Regions from separate parts of the Homo sapiens genome. Here region 2 is linked to region 1. A link is an interaction called in ENCODE POLR2A ChIA-PET data of the cell type or tissue named here. Cell type or tissue: OCI-LY7. All regions are shown on one strand. Links, peaks and the distances in the headings refer to the core of each region. The heading gives the core; the rest is flanking DNA. Region 1 has its middle 76 kb from the start of DMRTA1. Region 2 has its middle 39 kb from the start of LINC01239.

Region 1 (5,391 bases), core at 82-5,081:
GTAGCTCAGTCTAATCTCACATCCTCACTAAGAAAAACAAACTACATTTTGGAGACGGTACCCTCTTTGGACAGTTCTGATTTTAAAAAGTTATTTCTTATATTGAGATGCCATCTTTCTATCTTTAACTTAGACCAATTAATCTTACGTCTTCCAAAATTACACCAGAAATTTTCAAATGTCAACAATTTAAATACTTGTATATGATGCCCTTGGTATACCCTATTCTTGTCTGTAGGTCATACAGAACTTATTCCCTAAAGTTCAAGGTCTGAACTCTCTTCACACAAAAGACTTTGAAGTCTCTTTACATCCAGGCTTTTCTGGATGTGTTTTAATTTGTCTAGTTACCTATCAGTACATTCTCACTGTTAAATCTAAGCAGTCTTTAAAAAGGTGAGCCTGTGTCCATCTTCATTCTAGATTCTATTTATTTAATTGACTAATCCCCACAACCCACATCAGCTTTGGGCACATTCACATCATGTTGTTGATTTCTAAAAATATGACTGTCATCTAATACCTCTAAGCATTTTCACGCATTCTTCCCAGAAGCTATAATTTCTTCATCCTCTGCAGTTGTGTTTCTGTTTTTTGACCCAAGTAGAGGACCTCACATTTGTCCCTGTTAAATTTCATTATGTTATATCAGCTTAAAATGTTCCAGCCTGTCAAGATCTTTTGGAATCTTAATTCTTTCATCCAACACATTCTGTGTCCCTCTCAGCTTCGCCATCTGCAAATCTGACGAGATTTCAGTCGTTACAGTTTTATTCAAGCCACTAATTCTAAAATGAGTGAATAGGATGAGACTAGGGGCATAGCCCTGAGGTTGTCAATAGAAATTTCTCCCCAGATGAATGCATATCTATAAATCAGGTCCTTTAGTTAATGTTCTGTCATGTCTAGTTCACTTAACTGTAAGGACTCTAAATTTATACTTATTCTTTTTATCCATGAAAATGTATGATACACTTCGCTAAATGAATTATAGAAGTATAAATAGTCCATGTCAAATGATTTATCTCCAATATAATAACTCTATCAAAGAAAGATTTGGGGTAACTCTGCTTCATTTGCTTAGTGACCATGCAGTGATCCCTAGTGACTATCACTTCCTATCACTAGCCAGGATTCTAAGATTAGAGAAATCTTTTCAGTTATATTATTTAGTCTTGTGATGAAACTGTAATGGCACTGGGCTGGGCATGGTAGCTCAGGTCCGTAGTCCCAGCACTTTGGGAGGCCAAGGCGGGCAAATCATGTGAGGCCAGGAGTTCGAGACCACCCTGGCCAACATGGTGAAACCCAAGCCCTGAATTTACTAAAACTACAAAAATTAGCAGGGTGTGGTGGCCCACGCCTGTAACCCCAGCTACTTGGGAGGCTGAGGCACAAAAATCGCTTCAAATCAAGAGGCAGAGGTTGCAGTCAGCCAAGATCACGCCACTGCACTCCAGCCTCGGTGACAGAGTGAGACTCTGTCTCACAATAAAAAAAAAAAAAAGAAAAAAAAAAAGAAATTGTAATGACACTAAAAGATGATATGCCAGTAAATAATCTTCACCTTTTTAAAACAGTAAAATCTATTCTTTAATTAAGCTTAAAAATATATGTAATATATGAATAAAATATATGTGTAGATATATATGTATATATACATAAAAACTTTTTTAAAGTAGAATTTTTCGATTGAAATTAGAGTTAGGGGTGCAGTACCAGAGTCTCACTGGTTTGAAGCTCCAGATCCCTGCATCTGTCCATCAGGCTTCCCCATAGAATCCCTCACAAGTCTCAAAAAAAGTTTAAAAAGCACTGCTTTAAGCCATTTTTAGCCATTTTACCAACATGTGAATTAGTTTGTAAGTCAATTATCTAAGAAAGAGCTAGATGTGAGCAGTGCCTTTTAAAAAGTACATTTTGATAAGACAGAGGAAAGGGGATATAGGCAGAAAATGAAAACAAAGATTATGGCCAACCTCTCCAGTTCTTCAAGGGAATGGCAAGGTAAAACTCCTCTGAATTTTCTGACTGACTGACAAAAATGACCAGCAAGCCAACATATCCCTTCAGATTTTAACCACGGACTTGCTTCATACATGATAGGAAGAGGCTTTATACAATTACAAGGCAAATGTGTAATGCAAATTTTCACATGAACACTAGAACAAACACTTCTACAATAACTATAAATGAATTGGAATTGTTTGCCTGTAACGTAAAGTGGAAGATAAAGTGAGAAATAATTATGTACATTTGAAATTCAAACATAATCCTTTATAACAGTTACATAACTATTTTATTTGATAGACATTTATTGGAACTTGTGCCAGGCACCCAATTAGGAACTTTGAAAAAGGTAGCTAACTTCATTAGGCAGGGCACAACCTAGTGAGATACACATGAGGAAGCCAAAACTCAGAGCAGCCAAGTTTCTTATCCAAGTTTACAAACTAGTAAAAAGTACAATCAGAATTTAAACCCAAATAAGACCTGGTCCTAATTCGTAAGAAGCTCCCTCTCTAATCAAAGAGATAATTATGTAAATAATCAGTTGCATAGATTATCGATTCATACTGACAGCTCTCCTACTTTAAACAGGTCTTTCATCACCACGCTTGAGAGAAGCATGGAAAACAGAAGAAAGAGCAGGCATCAACCAGGAAAATCTACTCACACACTTAGGAGAGGCAGGTGACAGTTGCCATCCTATAAAGAAAACAGCAAGTACATTTCCCTCACGTTCTATGTGTTTGAAGTACTGTCACCTAATAGGCAGCTGTACTGAAGTACGCTTACAACATCTGGTTTTAAAATAACTTGCCAGAGAACGAATTTCAAGATTCTACTCTTAAACATCTCCAAGGCTCTTGCTAATGCTGTGGTCCTGGAAATGCTAAAGAGCTATTAAATCATGTTTATGTCAATGGCAGCTCTTAAAGCCTTGGTTAATTTTTTTCATGGCAGCAAAGGGAAAGAAACAGGAACAGAATTTGGCATCAGTACATCACTAGCTTCCTTACCGTGCCAACAAGCCTGACTTGAAGCATTTGTAAAGGTTTTCAGCTGCTGCAGACCACCTCCTTATACTCAGCAGATGGTTTGAGCAGCAGTCGAAGCAACAGAGGCCGTTTTAGGCTTCAGGAAATGTAGCAGGTGTTGTGGATTCCAAAAGAAAATTATGCCCAACTTTGCCTTTTATTGTTTTCTTCTCCCTTGATGTGTGAGATATTTCCTACCCATCTCTTGCTTCTGTCTGCACTTAACATGATGGTAGAAATGTCAATGAACTGGTGAAAAGGTTAGAAATATGATTGCATAGCATTAAAGAACACTTCTGAGTATCTTATGCAAAATGCTGACAGAATTCTGTATGTAACCGTATTTTCCACTTAAGAGCTTATAGTATTTCCTCCTGTGAATGCACAAGTTCACATTCCTATAATATAGAGTTTGACTTAGGAGTAATCTCACAGAATTTGAGACCAAAGGTGTTTTAATGAATAGGTACAAGACAGTTTGGGAAAGTAGTTTTAGAGAAATTAGAGATAGAATTAAATTTAAAAAACTAGTATTTAAGGCTCTTGAATTACAGCCTCTTCTCTGTGTGTCATTGTGCTCAAACAAGAGAAATTGTTTGATACCCCTTTCTCCTGATTTTCCTCCTTTTCTGGCCACTCCCCGCTGTGGTCCTCATTTTTCTGTCCCTCATTAATTTTCATATTATGTGGGGTTCTACTCTTGGGTCCCAATGTTTGGTGTACTATGATTTTCTCTGTTAATGTCATATGGATCTCTGGCTTAAACTAATATGCTAATGATGGCCAGGATAGTCTTTTGTTCTGGATCCACGTAACTAGCCAACTCAAAGCAATGGATCTCAACTTTAAACTCCTTCTGTTCCCTCTCCCCAGACCAAATCTAACCTTGTTTCCAAGTTTACTAATCACATTCCACTCAGTCTTCCAAGCCAGAAACCTGGAAGTTAGACTACACTTCTCTCTCCCTTCACCCCAAACTAAATATGTCATCAAAGTTTGTCAGGTTTACCACTGAAATACATCTGAATTTTTTTTTTAATTTGTACAGTCATTGCTCAGGCCCTCTGCTCTTCTTGCTTGGATTGTGCCACTTGTCTCACCTGTTCACAGTTTATTCCCTTTCTATTTTATCTAAAAGGTAATCCAACCATGTTACTTTCATACTTTTCTTTCACAGTTTTCCATAGTCATTATAATAGAGCCCCAACTTCTCTACTTTTCCCAACACTCATGAACTCTACCTAAGCCATACTGAACTACTTAGTTTCTTTTATGTTCTAATTTATTTTATCTTTCCACGCTATTTCTTCTGACTCAAATTAGATGTCTTCTGGCAAGACACAGTGGTTCATGCCTATAATCCCAGATATTGGAAGGACAACATATGATGTTTGCTTCAGGCTAGTAGTTTGAGACCAGCCTGAGTAACAAAGTAAGACCCTGTCTCTACAAAAAATATTTAAAATTAGCCAGGTGTGGTGGTATGCACCTGTAGTCATTTAGTCCCATGTGCTAGGCTGGCTGAGGCAGGATAATCACTTGAGCCCAGGAGTTCAAGGCTGCAGTGAGCTATGATTGCCACTGCGTTCCAGTCTGGGCAACAGAGTGAGACTCTGTCTTCCCCACAGCCCCCCCAAAAGATAGTTATCTTTCTTCTGGATAGCTTCATTACTTTGGGAGCTTCTCCATCAAAGCCAATAACCCAAAAAACTGGGAGAAGTATGAATAGAAGGCTAGTAAACCACATGGGTTGTAGGGGGCACAGATCATAGTCTAGTTCTCAATGATGCCTCATACTAGTTGTGTAATCTTGGGCAAGTGTTCTCATTCTCTCTCTGTCTTGTGTTTCTCATCCACAAAGTGAAATTAATAATAGTTTATATAGATTCAGATTATTGTGAGGCTGAAATGACAACACATGCAAAATGTTTATAAGGAAGCCTGGCATATTCAAAGTGTACAGTGAGCCATTGGTGCTACTATTGTCATGATTGGCTTACATTTTTGTGAGGTCCTTGAAGCTGGGGTGCATGACCTTTACCTCCATACAACAGTGCCAGGTACATAGTGAGTACTCAATATATGCTTTTATGAATGGGTTAACATATTTCTTTGACAATGTTTGGTGATATTCGTCAATTACATTCAAGCTTCTTTGAAAGAAAGATGGTCAGCTTTTTCAGTTTACTACTGTTTTGATAGTGGATCTTAAAAAAGCCTAAGATGCTTTATAATGTTGCAAACAAAAAGATGCTCTCTCTTTAAAATTGGATTGAAAAAAAATTAGATATCTCTTGAGCCCTCATTAGTTATTTTTTCTCTGTTATTACCTGGAAGCTTATTCTAAATT
Region 2 (5,391 bases), core at 282-5,281, 84 kb before region 1:
AAGAGAACCAATGAAAAAAACAGCTCCGATTTTGTAGCACATATCACATAATTGTGGATACATATAAAATAGATGGAGATTGATGAAAGGAGAATATATTGTTCTGGATCTGAACAAAATTGTCAAAGTGTGGCTGTCTTTCTTTCTTTCTTTCTTTCTTTCTTTCTCTCTCTCTCTCTCTCTCTCTTTCTCTCTCTCTCTCTCTCTCTCTCTCTCTTTCTTGCTTTCTTTCTTTGAGATAGAGTCTCACTCTTGTCATCCAGGCTGGAGTGCAATGGCATGATCTCAGGTCACTGCAGCCTCCACCTCCTGGGTTCAAGCAATTCTCCTGCCTCAGCTTCCCAAGTAGCTGGGATTACAGTCACCCCCCAACTACACCCGGCTGATTTTTTTTTTTTTTTAGTAGAGATGGGGTTTCATTATGTTGGCCAGGCTGGTCTTGGACTCCTTACCTCGGGTCTTCCACCCACCTTGGCCTCCCAAAGTGTTGGGATTATAGGCATGAGCCACCGTGTCCGGCCCTTACTTTCATTTTTAGTACATTCTTTACACCTCATGTCCCTAAGAAGGAGGGGAACTAAGAATAGATACTTAAAAAAAAAAGTTGTATAAAGCAAAAGAGACAAATAATACAATAGAAACACAAGATGGGAAAAGAGAGTCCCTTTCAAATTATTCTCTGGAGTAGCAACCCAACCCCCCACCCTGCCCCAACAACAGCAAGGAAGAGTTGAAAGGGCTGCTCTTAATCTATTCCTCTGGTGCCTTATTTCTTGATTGAATTTAACAACACCAATATTATCAAATAATATAAAACTTGTTTCCATGCTGTATGTTTTTATGCATGAGTTCACCTAATCACTATAACAACGAAGTGAGGTATTATTATTCTTAACTTATAGAATAGACAATAAAAATCAGGAGATTAAATAATATTTTTAAGTGTTAAGTGAGAAAGTGAGATTAAGCACTTTAAACTGAGATCTTATGAAATCAAACCAGTGTCTTTCTACCATGGCTGTTTCCTCTACTTTGGAATCTGGTGAAACCAACCAATATGTGGGGCAGGGGAGAGAGAAGCAGTTATGCTGATGTAAGAATTTATATTGATCTCAATGCTCCAGCCTCAAGACAACATCTCACTCTAGGAACACAGTTTAGAAATAAAAGAAATTCCAAACAATTTAAGATCTTTAGTTGCATTTTTCAAAGTACAATGAAGGGAGCTTGCAACCCACAGTGATGCTTCTTTAAATTGTCTTTTTTGTTTCCAATTTTTTTTTTTCATACTAATATTGCTCCTATGCATCAGAACTCCCAAAGTCTCTGCAAAGCCTACCTCCAAGCCCTCACCTACACTCGCCTTTTCCTTTTTTCTGTTGATTTTTGTTTCTTGTTCTACATTTCCAAGTTCTGAAAATCTTTGCATAAATTACCTTACTTACTCCTAACAATGTGGGAAGATAAATATTGTCCTTAGAGAGGTTGATGTGCCTAAGGCCTTACATCTAGAAATATCTAAACAGATGTATCTAATTTCAAAACCATATTCTTTCCAGTATGCCCCAGTACCACTTTTATACATCAAAAAATCCTAGAAGCTATTATAGAAAACCTGAATTTTTAATTTTCAGATATTTCCTCTCTGAATAGTTAATGGCTTCATTTCAAACATATATGGATTGTTGTCCTCTAGCCGAAACAGAACTACAAAGTCTCCCATTAGAATAACCAAAAGATGCTGGTTGTGTTCACACTGATGCTTTAATATGAACTAAGCTTGAAACAATCCCTAGAGTGGACAGAAATCTCTCCACTCTATATGTAAGAGTGTCCATGTGGCTTCCGAAGTTTAATGTTAAGGTCATTAGTAGATAGCATGCTGAAGCTCCTTCAGTCTTGCTTATATAGAAATAGCTTACGAACCTGCTGGGGGTGGGAAGAAAGGAGTAGCATTTATTTTCCTACCACTAATTAACCCTTAGAAACCCTTTCTAACTTATTTTCTAAAAGGGCATTTTACTAAAAAGACAATAATTTCCCAATTTAGATATCTAATGACTGAACCCCAGTTGTGCTTATCAGCATCGTAGTCCGGTCTAAGTTAAAGATAACGGTTTAGGGAATTTAGATGATTCTTAAAGCCCTTAAGATTGCAAATAATGGAGCCTAAGTGATGCTGCATTATTGGCAATCATCCTGGAACTAATAACAGTAGTTATTGGGCCTATAATCTCCTAGGAATTCACAGTCAACGTCTTTTTTCTCAATTTGCAGGACATCACCATTACCATTAAAAGGCAGTTAAGATGATAATGTGCCACTGTAAATTCATACAGTGGGCAGCAAAGGGTTATAAATGAAAGAGCTGAATCTCCAGTTCTGACTCAGCCTATAGTCTTGAATGTTCTTTCTTTGGGGCTGCTGCTTGGAAAAATTTTTAAAGTGACAGGAGAGTAGGCATCCAAGATAAATGGTTTTTTTTGTTGGTTTGTTTTTTGGAGATGACTCCTATCCTAATGGCACTGTAGAAATTTGGTATTTTCCCACCCAAATGACAGAGTTTCCTGTGGGACCACTTCTGCAAAAATTTATAACAATAACCAAGAATTTCAGAACAAAGGAATGCAATTACAGCACACAAAGAGAGTAGACAAACAGGCCGGGTGCACTGGCTCTCGCCTGCAATCCCAGCACTTTGAGAGGCAGAGGCGGATGGTTCACCTGAGGTCGGGAGCTTGAGACCAGCCTGACCAACATGGAGAAACCCTGTCTCTACTAAAAATACAAAATGAGCTGGGCGTGGTGGCACATGCCTGTAATCCCAGCTACTCGGGAGGCTGAGGCCAGAGAATCGCTTGAACTCGGGAGGCAGAGGTTGCGGTGAGCCAAGATCACACCATTGCACTCCAGCCTGGACAACAAGATCGAACTGCTGTCTCAAAAAAAAAAGAAAAAAAGAGAGAGAGAGAGTAGAAAAACAGTAGACTTAAAGAAGCAAGAGCTATAAAAACCATCCACGAGAAGGCAAGGCAAGGGATGTGCAAAGTGCAGAGTAGAAAAAAAAATGACAGAAATATGATTGACATCAATAAAAATTTGTTGAATCCCTACTGTGCTGCAGGCACTATGCTATGCATGGGTGATGATACAGAGAAAACAACTGATGTGGTCTCTTTCCTTGTGGAGCTTATATTTGTCTGAGAAAAACACGTGTGGTACATATTCTAAACGTGATAAATATTTGAACGTTATAATAAAATGAAAAGTATGAGAACATACAGCATAGGATTCTAAGCAATGAAAAATGAAACAGTAAACAGCAGTACAACAAAACATGCAGAAGTTAAATGAACCAATAAGGATTGATGGCAAGAGCAATAACGCCTTAGAAATCACCAAAATAACTGGAAATTCAATAACCTGCAGAAAGGTAGTTAAATCACCGCCATAGTAATAATAATGATCACTGCCAATTACTTAGCTCCTGCTTTATGCCCTGCTATGAGCTTTTATAAGACATTTTATTTTAATCTCTATGACAACCTGATTGAGTGGGTATTAGCATCCCATATTTACAGATACATAAAGTGAAATTTAGATAACTCTCCCAAAGTGACATAGCTAGTAACCAGAATTTGAATTTAAATCAGGCAAACTGTATAGTCCATTCTCTTGACCAATATACTAAATTTCAATCCCCAATACCAAACAGAGAAGAACACTGAGATTCAATAGCTAGATCAATGATCTTAATCAAAAAGAATATAAGGGACTAGAGTGAAGACTAGCAAATAAAGGACATACACTGATATTTGGGCCTATAAGAACATGAGTTCTTTATTACCAATATGCTATGAAGGTAGGATTAATGTTCAAATTTAGCTGACTTTGTGTAGGTTACAAAGAAATAATGGTAAATAAATATAACTCATTAACTTAGCATATCTATAAATCTAAAGTATACTATTCGTTTCTCAAAATTTTGTTATTTGAATGATCTTTATTCGTTTAAATGACATCCACTCCAAAACACATTTGAGACACCTTAAACATGGAGGTAGTATAGTAAGATCATTTATTATTAGAAATAAGAAGAAACAAAAGTGGTATGGAATTTTCAAAAATTCTGATTGAAGAGGGATAGAAGAAAATGAGAGAATAAGATTTTGTTCTGAGCTTTGGAGAAACAAAGGCAAAGAGAGATAAGATCTGATATGTAGGTCACATTTTCTACTTGAAAAGCAATGCATTTATTCAGAAGAAGTAAGGTTTTTCTTCAACCTAAGCATTAAGAGGAATTTGACACTGTGATCTTCATACAAGGCAAATTGAGCAACATAAGGAATCCATTAATAATATTCTCCATAATTATCTTCTTATAGTATTTTCAAATAATTTCTTTTTGAAGACTTATGGAAAACAACTTGGGAAGTGTCTGCCTAACCTATAAGCCACAGGGTCTGGCTGACTCATGCCTGATACATAATTCGAGTTATGATAATAAGATTCAAAAAAGAGAATTTGACCTGCTAGTCTGACTAGTTGGGGTTAGTGGGTTACACTATGGCAGAGCTTGAAATAAAAGTTTATTTCTTCAGTTGTTCCCAGGGTTACTACCATCCTGAGGCATGGTTTTCCAGTGTTTCCTTGAATTTAATGAGATAATCAGGAGGCTTCTAAAAAACATTTTTTTTTTTTTTTGGTAGCTAGCTTGAGTTAGTTTCTTTAATTTGCAATCCATATTCTTAATTAATACAATTCTAGATTTAAGAATCATAACAAGGAATCATTTATAGAATACCTGAATCAATATTGCTCTGGCTTATCGATTAGTTTTAACTTACACTAACTCTGAGGCAGTCATGACCAGCCCTACTTACCTTACAGAAGAAAATGTAGAAGTTTTAGAAACAAAGAGAAATTTGTCTAAAGAGAAATTTGCATCACAGGTAATAAACTAACAAGGTTTTATATGCTATTTCTGCCTTCTCCCTGCAATTTCTTACAAAAAGCAAATAGCATTAACATTAGTGGAAAAGTTATACACAAACTATACATACATATATTATATATATGTTATACGCATATATACATATAAGTTATACACAAATGTCAAATATATATGTATAATAAAATAGTATATAATTATTGAACACTAACTTTGTAGCAAGTTTTATGTTACATATTTTGCATCTTTTAAGATTTAAGAAGCAAATAATCATCAAAATATCAAATTTGCAAAGGAGGGCAGGGGAAGATCTTAGCATCCAAACTGGGCCCAACAACAATATGGCCTTTTTCTTCTTTTCTCTGGACACATGTTACCCACCAGGTCACAATAATTGATCAACTGCAGTTTCCCCCTTGTTTTCCACCCCATCTCTTCAC

The links. Peaks named below come from ENCODE experiments on the same cell type or tissue, not always from the same donor. Only the 100,000 strongest peaks of a DNase experiment are listed, where the experiment ranks them.
Region 2: POLR2A ChIA-PET joins it to region 1 with 6 read pairs; 2 of 35 experiments call an interaction of 5 or more read pairs at or near these places.

What each region holds. Positions count from the first base shown.
Region 1 is chr9:22,520,093-22,525,483 of GRCh38, reverse strand. No RefSeq gene overlaps it. Among named protein-coding and RNA genes, the nearest start is that of DMRTA1, 76 kb to the right of the region's middle. In OCI-LY7, for the core only: no CTCF peak of the experiment used is centred there; DNase peaks (open chromatin) are centred at 2,793 and 3,093; H3K4me3 peaks cover 3,378 bases; H3K27ac peaks cover 4,849 bases.
Region 2 is chr9:22,604,761-22,610,151 of GRCh38, reverse strand. No RefSeq gene overlaps it. Among named protein-coding and RNA genes, the nearest start is that of LINC01239, 39 kb to the left of the region's middle. In OCI-LY7, for the core only: no CTCF peak of the experiment used is centred there; no DNase peak of the experiment used is centred there.